Regions from separate parts of the Homo sapiens genome. Here region 2 is linked to region 1. Evidence: chromatin loops called from intact Hi-C (ENCODE). Cell type or tissue: GM12878. All regions are shown on one strand. Each heading gives the region's core, and the rest is flanking DNA. Links, peaks and the distances in the headings are about the cores only. Region 1 overlaps EPB41L4B (erythrocyte membrane protein band 4.1 like 4B). Region 2 overlaps PTPN3 (protein tyrosine phosphatase non-receptor type 3).

What was found. Hi-C counts contacts between places; a loop is a spot of excess contacts. Peaks named below come from ENCODE experiments on the same cell type or tissue, not always from the same donor. Only the 100,000 strongest peaks of a DNase experiment are listed, where the experiment ranks them.
Region 2: it touches region 1 in a loop (6-fold over the local background); 16 of 110 quality-filtered maps call a loop at or near these places.

What each region holds. Positions count from the first base shown.
Region 1 is chr9:109,189,187-109,197,520 of GRCh38, forward strand. It overlaps EPB41L4B (erythrocyte membrane protein band 4.1 like 4B), which reads right to left. Exons shown (of 26, transcript NM_019114.5): 21 at 5,034-5,211; 22 at 3,092-3,169. It also overlaps the pseudogene RNU6-984P. Among named protein-coding and RNA genes, the nearest start is that of FRRS1L, 26 kb to the left of the region's middle. In GM12878, for the core only: a CTCF peak has its summit at 3,735 (motif pointing right); no DNase peak of the experiment used is centred there.
Region 2 is chr9:109,397,635-109,405,968 of GRCh38, forward strand. It overlaps PTPN3 (protein tyrosine phosphatase non-receptor type 3), which reads right to left. Exons shown (of 26, transcript NM_002829.4): 19 at 6,814-6,974. Among named protein-coding and RNA genes, the nearest start is that of EPB41L4B, 81 kb to the left of the region's middle. In GM12878, for the core only: a CTCF peak has its summit at 4,013 (motif pointing left); a DNase peak (open chromatin) is centred at 1,837; H3K27ac peaks cover 392 bases.

The DNA.
Region 1 (8,334 bases), core at 51-8,050:
ACGAACTCTGATACAGAATCGGAAATGGAAAGACGTGAAGCTGCAAAAGTTCTAAAGCTTAAGATTGCTAAATTGAGCTACCTAATAAAAGAGTTGGGGATTAGAGAGGAAAAGGTTTGGGAAAAGGAGGGGGAAGAAACCTACAAAAGCGAAGTTGGAAAGAGTGTTTCTTTGTGGAGAGTTTGGGAATGAAAGTCCCTGGAGTCAAGCAGGAATGTAAGAGAATAAAAGAAAAGGCAAAAAGAGATCAAGATGTGTTACAGGAGGTGTTAATGTAATATTCTTTAATGATTTTTTGAGAGATGCCTGTTCCAGATTGAAACTTTTTATTAATCTGGGCTCTTTGGACTGTGCTTCTTTGAAAACCACTCTACACAGAGACCGGCCACAAGTATCAAGAGTGATAAAAGTGAAAGGCTTATGCTAGTTCTTTTTCTTTTTATTTATTTATTTTTTTTGGAGACGGAGTTTCACTCTTGTTGCCCAGGCTGGAATGCAATGGCGCGATCTCGGCTCACTGCAACCTCTGCCTCTGGGGGTCAAGCGATTCTCCTGCCTCAGCCTCCCAAGTAGCTGGGACTACAGATGTGTGCCACCATGCCCAGCTAATTTTTGTATTATTAGCAGAGATGGGGTTTCACCATGTTGGCCAGGCTGGTCTTGAACTCCTGACCTCAGGTGATCCACCCGCCTTGGCCTTCCAGAGTGCTGGGATTACAGGAATAATACCACCATGCCCAGCTTTTTCTTTTCTTTTCTTTTCTTTTGAGATGGACTCTCGCTTTGTTGCCCAGGCTGGAATGCAGTGGCGTGACCCTGGCTCACTGCAACCTCCGCCTCCTGGGTTCAAATGATTCTCTTGCCTTAGCCTTCTGTGTAGCTGGGATTACAGGCACATACTACCACGCTCGGCTAGGTTACGCTGGTTCTGATAGTGTCTTGGTGGAACGTTGCTGAATGAAGGCAAGATCTCCAGTTCCCTGTTGGTCCAGCACTGGGCCTAGGGACCAGGATAGTGGTGGGGCCTCAGGAGTCTCATCCAGTAGGAGGCAGGGGGCTAGAGATAGGCTGTAAGCTTGGGAAATGACTACATGGAAAAAGTATTCACCAAGGAGGGGTAATTCACTGCCTGTGTGATGAGTAGCACATGGGAAGTTCTGACATTCATGCCCGTAAAGGGCTGCTTCCTCTTCAGCAGGAAATGCTGATGGGAAGGCCCAGAGAGAGCAGCCACAGGCAAAGGGCACAGGGCTGGTGGCAAAATAACCATAGCTCATCCAGGCTGAGTCTCCTAGACCAAGGTACCTGAGCACTTCCCTTCCTCATGCTCCACTCAGCAACTCTGAGGACCAAACCTGGGCTGACAGCTTGGAGATGGTCCCAGGGCTGTCCCACAGCCCAGACTGAGACCAGGGCATCTGACCCGCTTTGAGGGAGGGTACTGGCTAACAGGGAAAGACACAGACACATCCTGGATTGGGCCATCTGCCACTGGAATGGCAGCCCAGAGTCTAGGTTCTAGAACTGGCTTTGATACACACTTGCTATGTGACTTGGGACAAGTGTCTGCCCCTGTCTGGGCCTTGGTTTTCCCATCTATATGTGAAGGACTGGATGAGATGGTCCCAAGGCATTGTTCCACCTGATAGGCTGGGGCCAGTTAGTTGAGGAAGCCCTGGTCACAAGTCAGGCACGGGGGTCACCCTTGCCTCCCTCTACTTCTGGCTCCTTCCTCCCATGGATAAGGAAGCCCCTCTGCAGCCCTCATCAGCAGCATCCAGGACACTGACTTGCGGAGGCAGGCCTGGTCCCCTGAGATAGAGACCTGTCCATCACCCTACCAACAGGTAGGAGGGCTGCTGCTTGCATTTCTGATGCTGGGGGAAGCAGATGGAGGGAGGAGGACCAAAGGGAGAAGCAGATGGCTGGAGTCCCCTCTTCCCTTCTAGGACCCTTTGGCGCTCATGGAAATAGGATTCTGGAACAAAGTGAGGTCAAGGCCCATGGTACCAAGGAAAGCCCAAAATGGAGGAAGCTCTTGCCAAAAAGCTAGATGCCCAGGATACCTTCTCCCTGAGGCCTGCATACATGCACTCATGCCTCAAAGGATGCTTTATCCTGAGGACACACATTCACTGCAAACTTCAGCTGTGAAGTGGTGGCTGTGTCTCAGTGCAGTGCAAGGACCTCAGTTGTCCCATGCCTGAGCAGTGAAACAGGCCCATACCCATTTCATAGCTTAGTTGGAGATACCCTGAGATGTGAGCAGCGTGTCTTGGGGAGAGAGAATGAGCTTCCTATTACTGAAGGGGTGCAAGCAGAGGCTGGACAGTCATTTGGCAGGCATTGCCCCTCAGATCACGGCATCTCCAATTCCCTACCAGATGCTGCTTCCTTTCTCATCTCAGCCTGTTCAGTTCAAACAAAGAAAAGACCATTTAAATCTATAAGTAATTAAATCTACAAGCTGGACCTGCAACACAATGATCTCTAAGGGAATCTCATCACTCTTGTCAAAGCCACCATGTTTTTTTTTTGGAAATTGACCCTAATTCTCAGACCCACCAGGCCCTTTACTTGTTCCCTGAAAAGGGTTTCTCACCTGCAGGAGTCCCACAAGGGCTGCCATCCCTAAGGGGAGACCTGTATGCAGAGGATGGAAGATGGCAGGAGGTGCGAGGGGCCTGGAAAGCTGGGGTGTGGCCTTGAGCCAGTGCTTCAGACCAGATGGATCGTCGGAAGCAACAGCAAGAGATTCCCCACGGGTGGGCATGCAGGGCGCAGTCCAGGAAGCCAAGAAGCCGAGAACAAAACACCGAGGAGCCCTATAACACTCGAAGTGCAGTAGACAGGCATGGGCAGGACCCCCACAACTACCCTCGGAGCAAAGGAGCACCCCTTCCTCCCTCAAGGGCTCTAGAGGTGGAGGGACCCACAGTGCCTGACCCCTGGATGAAAGCTGATCCCTGAGCCTCCAGGACAAGAGGAAGAGGCTCCTCAACAGCAATGCCCACCTCTGTCCATCCGTCCCACTGCCAAGATGTTTCTATGGTCTGTGACTTTTCTGGTTTTAGCAAAATAGGAAGTTTACCAGAGGAGTGGCTTCTGTGAAATCCATCAGAAGATCACCCGGCTCCAGGGTAAAGGCACCTCCTCGGTCAGAGGGGCTCTAGGGAGACAGACAAACACCCCTGGTTAGAGACGGCACTGCATTGATGATAAAGTTCACCAGAAAAGACAGGCAGAGGTTCCCAGCCTCTCCTCTACACTGATCTCATTAGCAATGACAATCCCCTTGTATTTCCCTCACCAAGTAGTGTACAAAATGTTGAGACTTGAACCCCAATTTTTTCATAGGTAGAAGTAGGCATGGTGCAGAGAGCTGTCCCTTTCAGAGCTGCGGGCCGCTTTTCTTAAGTGCTCTTAGTGCTTTTCTACTGGTCTTTTGGGGAAAAAACACTTGAAAGAGTCCTCTGAATGTATAAAGAGAGAGCAAAGACCTTGTCCTAGATTAAGAGGATCAAATCCAGGGTCCTCCAGGAGCTAAACTGATCTGCACACTAAGAGCAATGATCTTCATGGCAGGTGATGGCATGTGGATTATGTTGCTTGCTTTTGGAAAATGTTTTGCCCTCCTGCTCTGGGGTCTTAGCTGCATGGATGGCCTCGAGGTCTTTTAAGGGAGAAAAAAGAAGTCCCATCAACGTGGTTCAAGCAAGGCCCCAAGGAGAGAGATGGCCAGGAGAGGGAGCCCTGTGGCCTTTGGTGGGATGCCACTTGCATCCCCTCCACGCCACCCCAACCCCCTTCTGTTTCGTAAATGTTTCGTTCAGCCTGGTTTTAACCACAGTGTGGGATATGTGATAGGAGCCTGGGTCCACACCTGAGACAAAGTTGTACAGGGGGCTCCACACAGTGGAGGATAATCCAGGCTGAGATGCCAATAGGTGGAGGTGATCTATAGAGAAGCAGAGAACCTCGATCTTGGCCAGTCGCTGGCTGAGCACTCCAGGCAGGTTTCTGTGCAGAACACTAAGCAGAGATATTTCCAGAGACACCCAGGGAAGGCACCAGGTGAAAGACTGGCCTTGGTAATGCAGGAGGTGGCCCTGGACCATTATTCTTCAGCTGTCACCAGGAATTGTGATCCCTGAAGCTGCAAAAGCCTCAGGCATCCAGTTTGCATGAGCACTTTAACCTCCACTGAACCTGACGCCAGCCAGGGCAAGATAGCAGATCTTATTCCCATTTTTAAGAGGAAGAAATTGAGGCTCGAAGAAATAAAGGTTTTGGAAGTGAGTGCTGTGGCTTATGAATGGAAGAGCTGGGAACAGCCTCTGAAGCTCCGGTCTTGCCTTCAGGGCACCTGCCTCCTGCACGCACCTTTTCTCTGTGTAGTCACATGAACCACTGCAACCTCTGACTTGAATCCACTTGGACAGCAATAGGTTCAATTGTATTTGGACCAATTGCCAAAGAGTAATCGTAGCTAGAGGTCTCTCAAAGAAAACCAAGAGAAACATCTTGTGTAAAGCCTTTGTCATAGCCCATTCACATCTCAGGCAATTTCCTGAAATTTCAAACCAGCAAATGGAATAATATTTCCTATTTTCAAACTACTAACACCGGCTATATGACATAAGGGAAGGGATGGGGACACTTCTATGTTTTTGCTCCTCCAAACTGTTCACTATGGTTGGGGGGGAATCATTTCTCTCTTTCTATCTTTACAGTGGACTAATAGCTTATTATAGAGATGAGATTCTAAATGAAAACTGCCCTCAAAAATCTCTTACATTGCAATTAAAGTACAATGAACCTGATTTTATATTTCACTCATTGTCTCACAAATGGTTGGCTTGTATTTTGGGGTCAAGTTATATAAAAACATGTTCTGGTTGTTGCTGTTGTTTTATGAGTATACACAATTGATTATGCAAAATTTAAATACATGCACCAGATGCTACTCAGTAAATTGATACTGAATTCCCAGCAAGTGTGGCTGCTCGCCAGGGCTTTCCACCCCCCAATACCTTGGCCCCAGGGGACAGCAGGCCTTTGCCTTCTGACTTGTGAGGCGAGCTGACATTCTGGACCTTGGGGGACGGCAGCGGCACGGAGACTTGTGTGGCGGCCGTTGTGGTGTTTGTGGTTGTAGATGTGGTCACTCCCACTGCCTCGGCCAGGTCTGGAGGGAGGTCGTCTTCATCACTGCGGTTACTAAAAGCACATGAAGCTCTGCTCATTACAATAATAAACAGGCTGTGAGGAGTGGACGGAGGATGGGCAGGGGTGGGAAGACCAGGGATGGGGATTGGGGGTTCCCAAACAGATGTCCACCAGATGTCCAGCTTGCAGGATCCAATACTCTGACTTTTTTGCCAAAACAAATTGGGGTGAATTTTCTGTCATTTGCCAGGGTGTTGTTTTGTTTTGTTGGTAAAATATATACAATATAATATTTATCATTTTAACTGCTTATAAATATACAATTCAGTGGCATTAAATGCATTCACAATATTGTGCAACCATTGCCACTATCTGTCCCCAAAACTTTTTCATCAGTGACAACAGAAACTCTGTATTGATATTGAACGATAACTCCCCAAGCCCCTCCCTGCAGCCTCTGGTAACATCAATTCCACTTTCTGTCCCAATGAATTTGCCTATTCTAGGAACGTCACATAAGTGGAATCACACACTCTATGTTCCTCTGTGTCTGGCTTATTTTAGTCACCATAATATTTTTAAGGTCCATCCACATTGTAGCATACATCAAAATTTCATTTATTTTTATAATATAAAAATTCCATTATATGGATATACCACATTCTGTTTATCCATTCATCTGTTGATGGACACTTGGCTTGTTCCCACTCTTTTGGCTATTATAAATCATGCTGCCATGAACATGGGTGTACAAACATCTGTCTGACTCTCTGCTTTAAGGGTGGTGCTGGGGACTCCAGGCACATTGTCCCTAAGGATCTGCCATGTAGAGCTTCTGGAGCCACCCTTGCATAGGGGTTGTGATTTAGAATGATGGCTGAGCTCAAGAGTGTAGATACAAGACCCATGACAGGTAGGCACCAGTGCAGCCTGTGCAGATCACTGGTAAGGCCTCAGCCCAGCACGGGGCCACGTGGGAACATGAGGCCGTGAGACAAAGCTGCAGTGCGGATGGGATTGACTGAGGGGTCCCTGAGAGGTTTTAGATTATTCTGTGTATGGAGAAGCCTCAAGGGAAGGACTTAGGGCTCATTACTAAAAAGGGGGAAAGGTGAGAATTGAATAAGTACATGGAAAAATTAATAATACACCAAGTATTTGGATCCACATAGATGACATAGGTCAGATGGGTTACACGTTCATTCACCCACTTAATTTTCACACCGACCCTATTACCATCTCCATTTTTCAGAGAATCAGATGATATTTAGCAGCTGATTGTGAAATTATTTGTTCAAGTTCGCAAAGCTAGTTAAGTGGAGGAGCGGGGTTAAAATTTCTTTTTACCTCATTTAAAAAATTATCACCTCAATAGCATAGTTATTATTATTTAGTTTTATATAAAAGGCCATTTAAAAACCATAGCTCATTTTTCACAGAAGGGAGTCAACTGACACTGCCTAAAATTGAAAAAGACTCCAAATTCATCATGGTTTTTATCTTTTGTCTTAGTTTAGATCTTATGGCCAAGAAGCATATCTAAAATTCAGCAAGTCTTCCAATTTTACCTGTTTCTAAGGTAAATTCATGATAAAGTCATAAAACAACAGTTTCATAAGTAAAATTTTACATACAGAATGATTTTTTGCTTTGAAGTTGTTTCTATTTTAACAATATATAAGCATAGAAACTTGTCTAATGTAACAGTCGTCAACTATGAACCCTGGTTATTTTTGATTCTGGGAAATTGGCTACTTTTCTCTTCTGTCTTGCCTATTTACTTTTTTTTCTTTTCTTTAAATATTTTAATTAACTTATAAATATTTTATTATTTAATTAAAAATTTAAAATATGAAACGCTTCACAAATTTGCATGTCCACCTTGCGCAGGGGGACCATGCTAATCTTCTCTGTATGAGTCCAATTTTAGTATATGTGATGCCAAAGTGAGCACTATTGAATTTTTTTTAGACTTTTACACTATGTTTAAATAAACAGTGAAGTTATATTTCTGGAAAAAAATAAAATAGCTCATGATTTTCTAAACATACTAGCTGGTATCAATAAAAAATGACACTTTTGGCTGGGCACAGAGGCTAATGCCTGTAATCCCGGCACTCTGGGGGGCCAAGGCAGGCGATTGCTTGAGCACAGGAGTCCGAGACCAGCCTGGGCAACATGGTCTGGTCTTGTCTCTACAAAAAATACAAAAATTAGCCAGATGTGGTGGCACACACCTGTAGTCTCAGCTTCTCAGAAGGCTGAGGTGGGAGGATCACCTGAGCTGAATCACCTGAGGCTGCAGTGGGCTGTGATCGACCACTGCACTCCAGCTTGGGCAACAGAGTGAGGCCTTGTCTCCGAAAAAAAAAAAAAAAAAAAAGACCTTTTCGCCTGCCTTAAACTCTCTGTAGAGACCCTCTACTTCTCCATTCTCACTGCATGTAGCAGCCACATTTTCCCTCCTTGTCATATTTCCAGGAAATAATGTGGCTGAGATTTTTGTCTGTATCTTTAAAAGCAGTGGTTTGAAGACTTGTTCACAGCACCTGAATGTTACAATGCTTTTGGTGGAGCAACCTAAAATCTGACTACACCTTATTCCAGCCTAGGAACTAGAAATATTACAACAGCCAAAAGGGCGATGTGTGCACACAAATCTGTATCTCAAAAATGATGATGTAAAAAATATTTTCCAGAAAATCAGAGATCTGAGTTTTCCCATTTATATTCCTTGATCACGTGCCAACTTTATCAATATCAAAGAGTTAAAGAGATGGGCAAAGGCCAGGTGTGGTGGCTCATGCCTGTAATCCCAGCACTTTGGGAGGCTGAAGCGGGCGGATCACCTGAGGTCAGGAGTTCGAGACCAACCTGGCCAACATGGGGAAACCCTGTCTCTACTAAAAACACAAAAATTAGCTGGGCGTGGTGGCACACGCCTGTAATCCCAGCTACTCGGCAGGCTGAGGCAGGAGAATCACTTGAACCTAGGGGGCGGAGGCTGCAGTGAGCTAAGACTGAGCCATTGCACTCCAGCCTGGGTGACAGAGTGAGACTCCACCTCAAAAAAATAAAATAATAATAATAATAAAAAGATGGGCAAATGAGCGGTAGCCAGCGTCAAGGATTCGAGAACTCTTTATGGGACAATAACACTGGGAA
Region 2 (8,334 bases), core at 79-8,078, 210 kb after region 1:
TTCCCAGAAAGGTTTGCTGAATTGAAATCGTTGCTAGTAATTTTGGGACCTTCCATAGTGCCCCTTTCCAGGCACAGTCCCAGATGCAGATTCTACTGCTGGCAAACCTAACAAGTATTCTTGCAGGGGCCCTTTCAGACAGACACACAACAATAAGTTATGGCAGCACTTCCTTTAGGTGGGTCGCTGGCACTTGAAATGTAAAGGCTGCACACACGGTCATTCCAAAGCCCCCAGTTTGCTCCGTGTATCCCAGATACACATTATACTGATGATGTTTTCTTTCCTTAAAAAACAAACAAACAAACAAAAACAACAAACTATTTGGAAAACCGTTTTTAAAAATGCAATCTTTTGGGCCGGGCATGGTGGCTGATGCCTGTAATCCCAGCACTTTGTGGGGCCAAGGTGGGCAGATCCCTTGAGGCCAGGACTTCTAGACTAACTTGGCCAACATGGTGAAACCCCATCTCTACTTAAAATACAAAAATTAGCTGGGCATGGTGGCGCATGCCTGTAATCCTAGCTACTGAGGAAGCCAAGGCACGAGAATCACTTGAATCACTTGAACGTGGGAGGCAGAGGCTGCAGTGAGCCAAGATCACACACTGCTGCACTCCTGCCTGGGCCACAGAATGAGACTCGGTCTAAAGGGTTCTAATCTTGAAGATACAATTGCTCTCATTAATTTCTACAGGTGTCAATTTAAACCTCTTATAAAGTTTTCAGCTACCTCTGCCCTTCCAAATGCACCTTTTATAATTATCACAGGAGCCAGTGAGTCACTTGTTTTGACATTAATGGCTATCTTCTATAATGGGCAATGTAGGAGTAAGTAAAGTAAAAACAGGGGCCAGAAGAACAAAGATGGTTTCTGGTTTTGGTGAAGATGGTGGATGCTGAAGTGGAGGGGCCGGGTATCTGAGTTTGACATGACCTTTGGTGGTCTTTTGTAGCCACTGCTGTAATCCATCAACTGGGGGATGCAGGCATTCTCTTGTGGTGTTCCTCATTTTCGAGCTCTTAACTAACAGTGGGCAAGGAGGTAGGGAAGCTGTGAGTCACCTGGTCACTGGATGAAAATGGACACTGGGATCCTTTGTTGCTGGGAAGCTGGTTCTCAAATAAAGGACAGGTTAGCATCATCACTTAGCTTTTATCCAGGAAAGTCTATACCAAATGCAGATCCTGTCCTTTGCTTAAATGGACACTTCAACTCAGGGAACATGTAGATTAATCTCCAAGTTTTTCTTAGGAACAAACAAAAACAAGAGCTTCCTGGAAGTGGTAATTTTGGGGTCAGTGTGAACCCCAATTCTGCTCCTTTACATAAGAGAAAGAGGAACACCCTACCTTGGCTACACAAAGAGTATTTAGGCAGTTTGGGGCCAATCAAAAATACCACCAAACTGCTCCCATTGATGTAGGTCATACAGTGTGGCTACCAAAGGGAATGGCTAATGTTGGAGGATAGAGTGAGGGCTGGGTACACTCAGCAATGGCGAGTTGCCGACAATAAGTTAAAATTTTATTTATTTTTTTGAGACAAGGTCTTGCTCTGTTGCAGCCCAGGCTGGAGTACGGTGGTATGACCATGGCTCACTGAAGCCTCAACCTCCGAGGCTAGAGCAATCGTCCCGCCTCAGCCTCCCAAAGTGTTGGTATTACAAGCATGAGCAACTATGCCTAGCCTAGATATTTAACATATATTCTAATTGTGGCTCTATCTCTGACTAGTTGTGTGCCACTGGGCAAGTCCCTCAGCCTCTCTGATTTTCGTTTTCTCCATCTGTAAAAGGGTGATCCTCATCATGCTGGCCATATCGATTTCACAGTACTGTTGTGAGAGTTAACAGAGACAACATATGTGCACCACACTTGCTAGGTTCCAAAGTGCTCTAGAAATGCTAATTATTAAGTGTGATTTTATGACAGCTGGGACCAAATGCTTTCTGGAACACACTTGTGATTGTTTACTGAAAGCCACAGGAGGGACTTTTTTTTCATAAAGGGAATTCCCTTTATGAAAAAAAAAAAAATGCTCCAAAGCAAGCACTGATAGAAACCAGCTCTCGCAGAAGGGAATTAAGGCTACCCCAGGGCAGGTCTTTCGTGCCATGGAGTGGGTGGTGTGGACACCTGCAGTGGGCCCTGCTGGGGAATAGCCCCTTCCTCTTCCTACTCCTGTCCAGTGTACACCCCCATCAGCCAGGACGCCCACCTGCCAACCACACTGGAGAAGGTAGAGAACTGGAACACCAGGACTAGACGACCCAGAGCTCCAAACCCAGCACAACACAGTTACCTTTTTTTTTTTTTTTTTTTAGCTGTTATCCTGGCTGGAATGCATTGGAGCCAACACGGCTCACTGCAGCCTCAACTTCCCAGGCTCAAGTGATCCTCTCACCTCAATCTCCCGAGTAGCTGGGACCACAGGTGTGTGCCACCATGGCTGGCTAATTTTTTTATGTTTAGTAGAGATGAGGTCTTGTTATGTTGCCCAGGTTGGTCTCAAACTCCTGGCCTCAAGTGATCCCCCTGTTTTGGCCTCCCAAAGTACTGGGATTAGAGGCATGAGCCCTCATGTCCGGCCTGTGACCACCTCTTAGGCAGACATTGGGCATGTTCTACAGACTCTTGGAGCCTCCCTTTATTTATAAATAATAACAGCTATTACTTTTTATGGCACTTTGACCACATACCAGACAACACATTAAGTATTTATCTCATCTAACTCTTAAATGAACTCACAAGATACCCAATTTATATATGGGCAAACAGAGGCCACAGAGGTTAGGGGACGTGCCTAAGGCCACACAGGAAGTGAGGGTAGAGCCAGGATTTAAAATCTGTCTGGCTCCGTGTAGGGAGACAGCCTCTCAGATATTTTCTAGCTCAGATGTTCTATTATTCTAATAACAACTCTCATACATCAACAGCATTTTGTAGTTTTCAAAGGTTATTTCAGAGTGGCTAAGAACCACCCCTTGAGTTGGCCAGCCTGGGTTCCAATCAGCCTTTGACATTTACTGTGAGACCTGGAAGAGGTCACTTAACCTGTCCAAGACTGTGTTCCCTCATGCCTACAACTGGGATAATGACAGCATCTATATAGGGCTCTTGTGAGAATTACCTAAGGTGATATCCTTTAAAGCCTGTGGCACATAGTAAGTGCTCATGAAAGCTTTCCTTTCCTACTAGTTTCTCATTTTATCTGGTTTCCTTTTCTATGCCTCTCCTCTGGCTGCTCTGTAAAACACCATTCTCGCACCTGTAACAGTGGTTTTCACATGATGGTCTGTTTAGCCTAGGGCTCCCTGGGGGCCAGTGAAGGAAGACTGAAGAGGCTGGGCTTTGAGGACCCTACTGGTTCCATCACAGGTCACAGAGCAGACCTGCTTTCATCTGTTCTGTATTTTGGAATTCTGCAAATGATTTTATTAAAAAGAAGGGTTTCCTACTTAAATATCCTACTTGAGGAACTGTATAGACAAAAATGAAGGAAACGTGTACATGCTAAAACGCAACCCTAAAATGTATACGTTCTCCTTTTCTTATGCTATCATCCCACCATACCCTCCAAAGACAAAGCCTCGGATGCACAGCAGTGGTTCCGGTTGGGTCTTCACCTCCTCTCCTCTGGAACAGCGTGTGCATCAAAACAGGTGCTGATCTTGTTAAAAGTATCAGTATCTAGGTCCCATCCTGGTGCTGCCAATCCAGTAGCTGTGGGCGGGGCCTTGATTTAATAAACTCCCCAGGTGATCTCCATACAAGTGGTCGGAGGGTCACCCTCTGAGAAACACAGGTAGGGGACAGGGTGGGTATTTATCTCTAATGTCTTTGAAAACTTTTTAAAAAGTTGAACACTTTTCAAGGGAAATCACCTGTGGGATTCCCATATGTAAAACACACCTCAAATTGGAGCCACCTGCGTGAAGGAGGTTTCATGAACACCGAAAACACCAGCCTTTGGCTTTTCCTCAGTGAGAGCCCACAGCGCCTCCTTGTGGACTATCTGATAAACTGGAACCAGTTCTCGCAGGGCTGAAGGACGGTGGTCACCTAGAGGCATTGCCCAGGATCTGCACTGCGCTGTCCACCCAGGTAGGCCTGTCTCTTTATGCTACGTGATACCCCATGAGCTTTGTCTGCATTTGGGCTGAGATTTTCCTGGAATATGCTCCCCCCACACACTTAATCCTAATCACCCCTTTATTAATCCCACACATCTCACTCCAGGGATCTCCTGGAGTCCCCTCACCTCCAGTTGCTGCAGAACATATATTCTGTATAATAACATCTTACCCTGTCTTGGTCTTCAGCTGTTTCTGGGACACATGATGTACCTCCTAAAATACACTAAAATTAGACTGTAAACTCCTTGGGGCCAGAAACTCCCCTCTCCTTCCCTCATCAGGTTCCTGATCCAGGGGAAATACCCAAGACACACTCGCTAAATCAACAAACAAACGACTTCTCACTGCCTTTCCTGTCCTCTCTAATACCAAAAAACCGGTATGCACTGTGACTGGCTCTTAAGTTCTTCCTTGTTTCGATTTTGGAGTGTGTGAAAATATGAATGAGTTTTACTGCTCAAAATGTGAACTTTTTTGAAAGGCAAGGCCAGAGAAGATAACCTCTACATTTCCTTTTTTTTTTATTTTTATTTTTTGTGAGATGGAGTCTTGCTCTGTCACCTAGGCTGATCTTGTCTCACCGCAACCTCCGCCTCCTGGGTTCAAGTGATTCCCCTGCCTCAGCCTCCCAAGTAGCTAGGATTACAGGTGCCTGCCACCCCGCCTGGCTGATTTTTGTATTTTTAATAGAGACAGGGTTTCACCATGTTGGCCAGGCTGGTCTTGAACTCCTGACCTCAGGTGATCCACTCGCCTCAGCCTCCTTAAGTGCTGGGATTATAGGTGTGAGCCACTGCACCCAGCCTACATTTTCTTCTTTTTAACCAAAAGTGTGAACAGCCTCCTGTAGGCCACTGAAAAAAAGGGCTATTTCCCTTTGTAGAATACTCAGTAATATATCTATTAGTTCTATTCAAGTAATTATAGTTACTACCCTTTTATCCAGACTTCATTTGCATAAGTACATAATTTTTGTTTTATATTGTGTCAAGATGATTAATTAAAAATTTTAAATGGCTGGGTGCAGTGGCTCATGCCTGTAATCCTAGCACTTTGGGGGGCTGAGGCAGGTGGCTTGCTTCAGCCCAGGAGTTTGAGACCAGCCTGGGCAACATGGCAAAACTGCATCTCTACAAAAGAATAATAAAAAACAAATTAGCCAGGAGTGGTGGTGCATGCCTGTAGTCCCAGCTACTCAGGAGGCTGAGGTGGGAGGATCACTTGAGCTTGAGAGGTAGAGGCTGAAGTGAGCCAAGATGGCACCACTGCACTCCAACCTGGGTGACAGACGCCCTGTCTCTAAATAAATAAATATATTAATTAATTAATTCCCTGTTGATTGTTTTGGCGGGGAAGTCAGTCACCTTTACTTTTTGGCTTGTGGATTTTTGCTTTCTACTGCTGTTCAATGCACATTGCTTTAATGTGTTTTCACATGCATCATAAAATCAATCTTTCACTCAAAGCTCTCTGCTTTGCATTCCTTCATTTTAAACATTCCTATTACTCATGCCTTCCTCAATTACTCTGCAGTCACACACATTTCACAAATGTCCGAGTTTTGCTTCTTTTTCCTTTATGTGGTTTTCTAATAAATAATGCATTGTTGATTTCTGTTCTTGAGTCCCATGTGACTCTCTTCCTGAATTTATGAACCCAGACTGTTGTTATTTCTAATGATGATCTATTTTCTTTTGTTGACCTATTTTATGCTTTTTGGTGTTATTTCTTTTATTACAGGAATTACTCTGTTTTCTTCTACTTTTAAATAAATTTGGGAGATGGGCTGGGTGTGGTGGCTCACACCTGTAATTTCAGCGTTTTGGAAGACCGAGGCGGGAGGACGGCGTGGGACCAGGAGTTCATGACTGGCCTGGGCAACACAGTGAGACCCTGTCTCTATTTTAAACAACGACAACAACATATTTAAAAAATAAAAATAAGAAAATAAATTTGGAAGATGAACACATTCTATTTTAATTCTGTTAGTGATCAGTAAAACTGGCTTAAAAGCTGAGTTTCCTTTGGTTCCCTTTTGTTTTATAAAAAATGTCTGTGTGTACCTTTGTCAACAGCCTGAATCCTATGAATCACAGGTTCCCCTGGGGAAGATGGGGGTTTGAGTTTGGTTTCTTACTTGTGTTTATAGGGTTCTGGGCAACTTGGGAGGGCGAGACACTATGCCCTCATGGGATAACACTAATTGCTCCAAATTCCAGCACATGGCTGGGGGTGGTCAGAGAGCTGGTTCCTTCACCCACAGCCACCTCTCCACTGCCTTCCACTGCTGGGAGTTTTGAGCTTTTGTGTTGGCAGTTAAATACACTCAGAGTCCCTCCTCCTCAGTTTCTGGCATGTTTCTCCATGACTACCAAATGTTACTAGAATAAGAGGGTGAGACAGAGTTCAGCGAGGGTGGCCACCCTGATCCCTGCTTGCTGCTCCGAGCCTGAGAAGGGGGCTGCCTGCTGTGCCCTGTTATCCACGACAAGCACAGGCCTCGCCCTGTCAGTCCTCAGAGACTCAGTTGACTGCTTTTGGTTTGTGAAACACACAATCATCTCGACCAAGGAAACAAGGGCTTGTGTCTCTGCCTCATTTCCTCCACTGCTCAGAGGCAGGGGCAGCCCAATAGGCGACATGGCAGTGGGATTCAGCCTCCAGAGGGTCTTACCTCAAACTGGATCAGCACCGTCCCGCTTTCGAGGCCCTTCTTTAGCTGTGCCATGGATCCCTCCAAAGTGTCCCCACCCTCCGGACACATGGGGAAAATGGCTTCGGGGAAAAGCTGGTTCAGTTCATCTTCAGACTTGAAGTCAGCAAATGAGCGGACAGCTGTAACGTACAAGACAGTGCATCTGACTTGTGTAGCAATACTCAGGTTTATCCGTCTCCCTCAAACAAATCACACCTATGACACCTGAATGCAGATGGTTCAAAACATCTTATTAAATGATTAAGCTACATGGTAATCATTTTCACCAAAGATACTACTTCTAGGTGAATGATTCAATATGTGTTAATTACATAAAATGACATACTAATCTTCCTGGTTAGTTTTAAATAATGGTGTTTAACACTCAGAGGCTTTTGTCAAAGGTAAAGAAAAGAGAAAGAATGTTATTTAAAAAAGCATATTGTTTCTGCTTGCTCTTTCTGACCGGGTTATTCTTCTACCCATCCCGACTCCCCTTTCTTTCTCAGGTTTTTTCATTTACTTCCCTAAAATGGGCATTTCCTCAGGCATGAGGGTGAGGTCCCAAGCTTTTCCTGTGACACCATCATTCCTGAGAGCTCAATCCCTAACTCAGGGCCGTTTCTATGTGGGAGGCTCCCACGTAAATATCGTAGTCCTAGCATCTCTTCTGTGCTTCAGCCTTACCTCTTTAGTGCACGTTTTCCCTTCATGTTAAATTCAATACAGGTGAAAGCAAAGCTAGGACCACCCCCCCACAACTCCCAACCTTGCACAGGTGGGGAACCGGAGAGATCTGGTAAGGCCTCACGGAGGAGGTGGGGTCAGAGCTGGTCCTGGTGGCTCTGGACTGAGAGTTGCAGTGGGAGCAGAGCCGAGGCAGGAGCACAGCAGTATGGAGTGTCAGCCAAACGTGTGAGGCAGGCAGAGACGCAGGGCTTTGCAGACACAACCTTCATTTACTTTCAGTATTTTACAGCTGTGCACGGTGTTCAAGGAACTTGACGTATTATTTTATAACAACAACTATAAAGACAACAGTGTGATGCTCAGTAGAGGCTGTCCTTCAAACCTCTGCTCCCATCAGGCAGCAATGCAGGTACTTTCCAGTCTAAGTGCCATTGATTGATTGAATGATTGAGATGGAGTCTCACTCTGTCACCCAGGCTGGAGTGTAGTGGCACAGTCTTAGCTCACTGCAACATCCACTTCCTGGGTTCAAGCGATTCTCCTGCCTCAGCCTCCTGAGTAGCTGGGACTATACCCACATGGCACCATGCCTGGCTATTGTATTTTTAGCAGAGATGAGGTTTTACCATGTTGGTCAAGCTGGTCTTGAACTCCTGACCTCAAGTGATACACCCACCTTGGCCTTCCAAAGTGCTGGGATTACAGGTGTGAGCCACTGTGCCTGGCCCCAAGTGCCATTTAATCTTCACAGCAACCCTGTGAAGTCGGGACCACTGCTGTCCTCCTCCACACCTGAGCCAGCTGAACCAC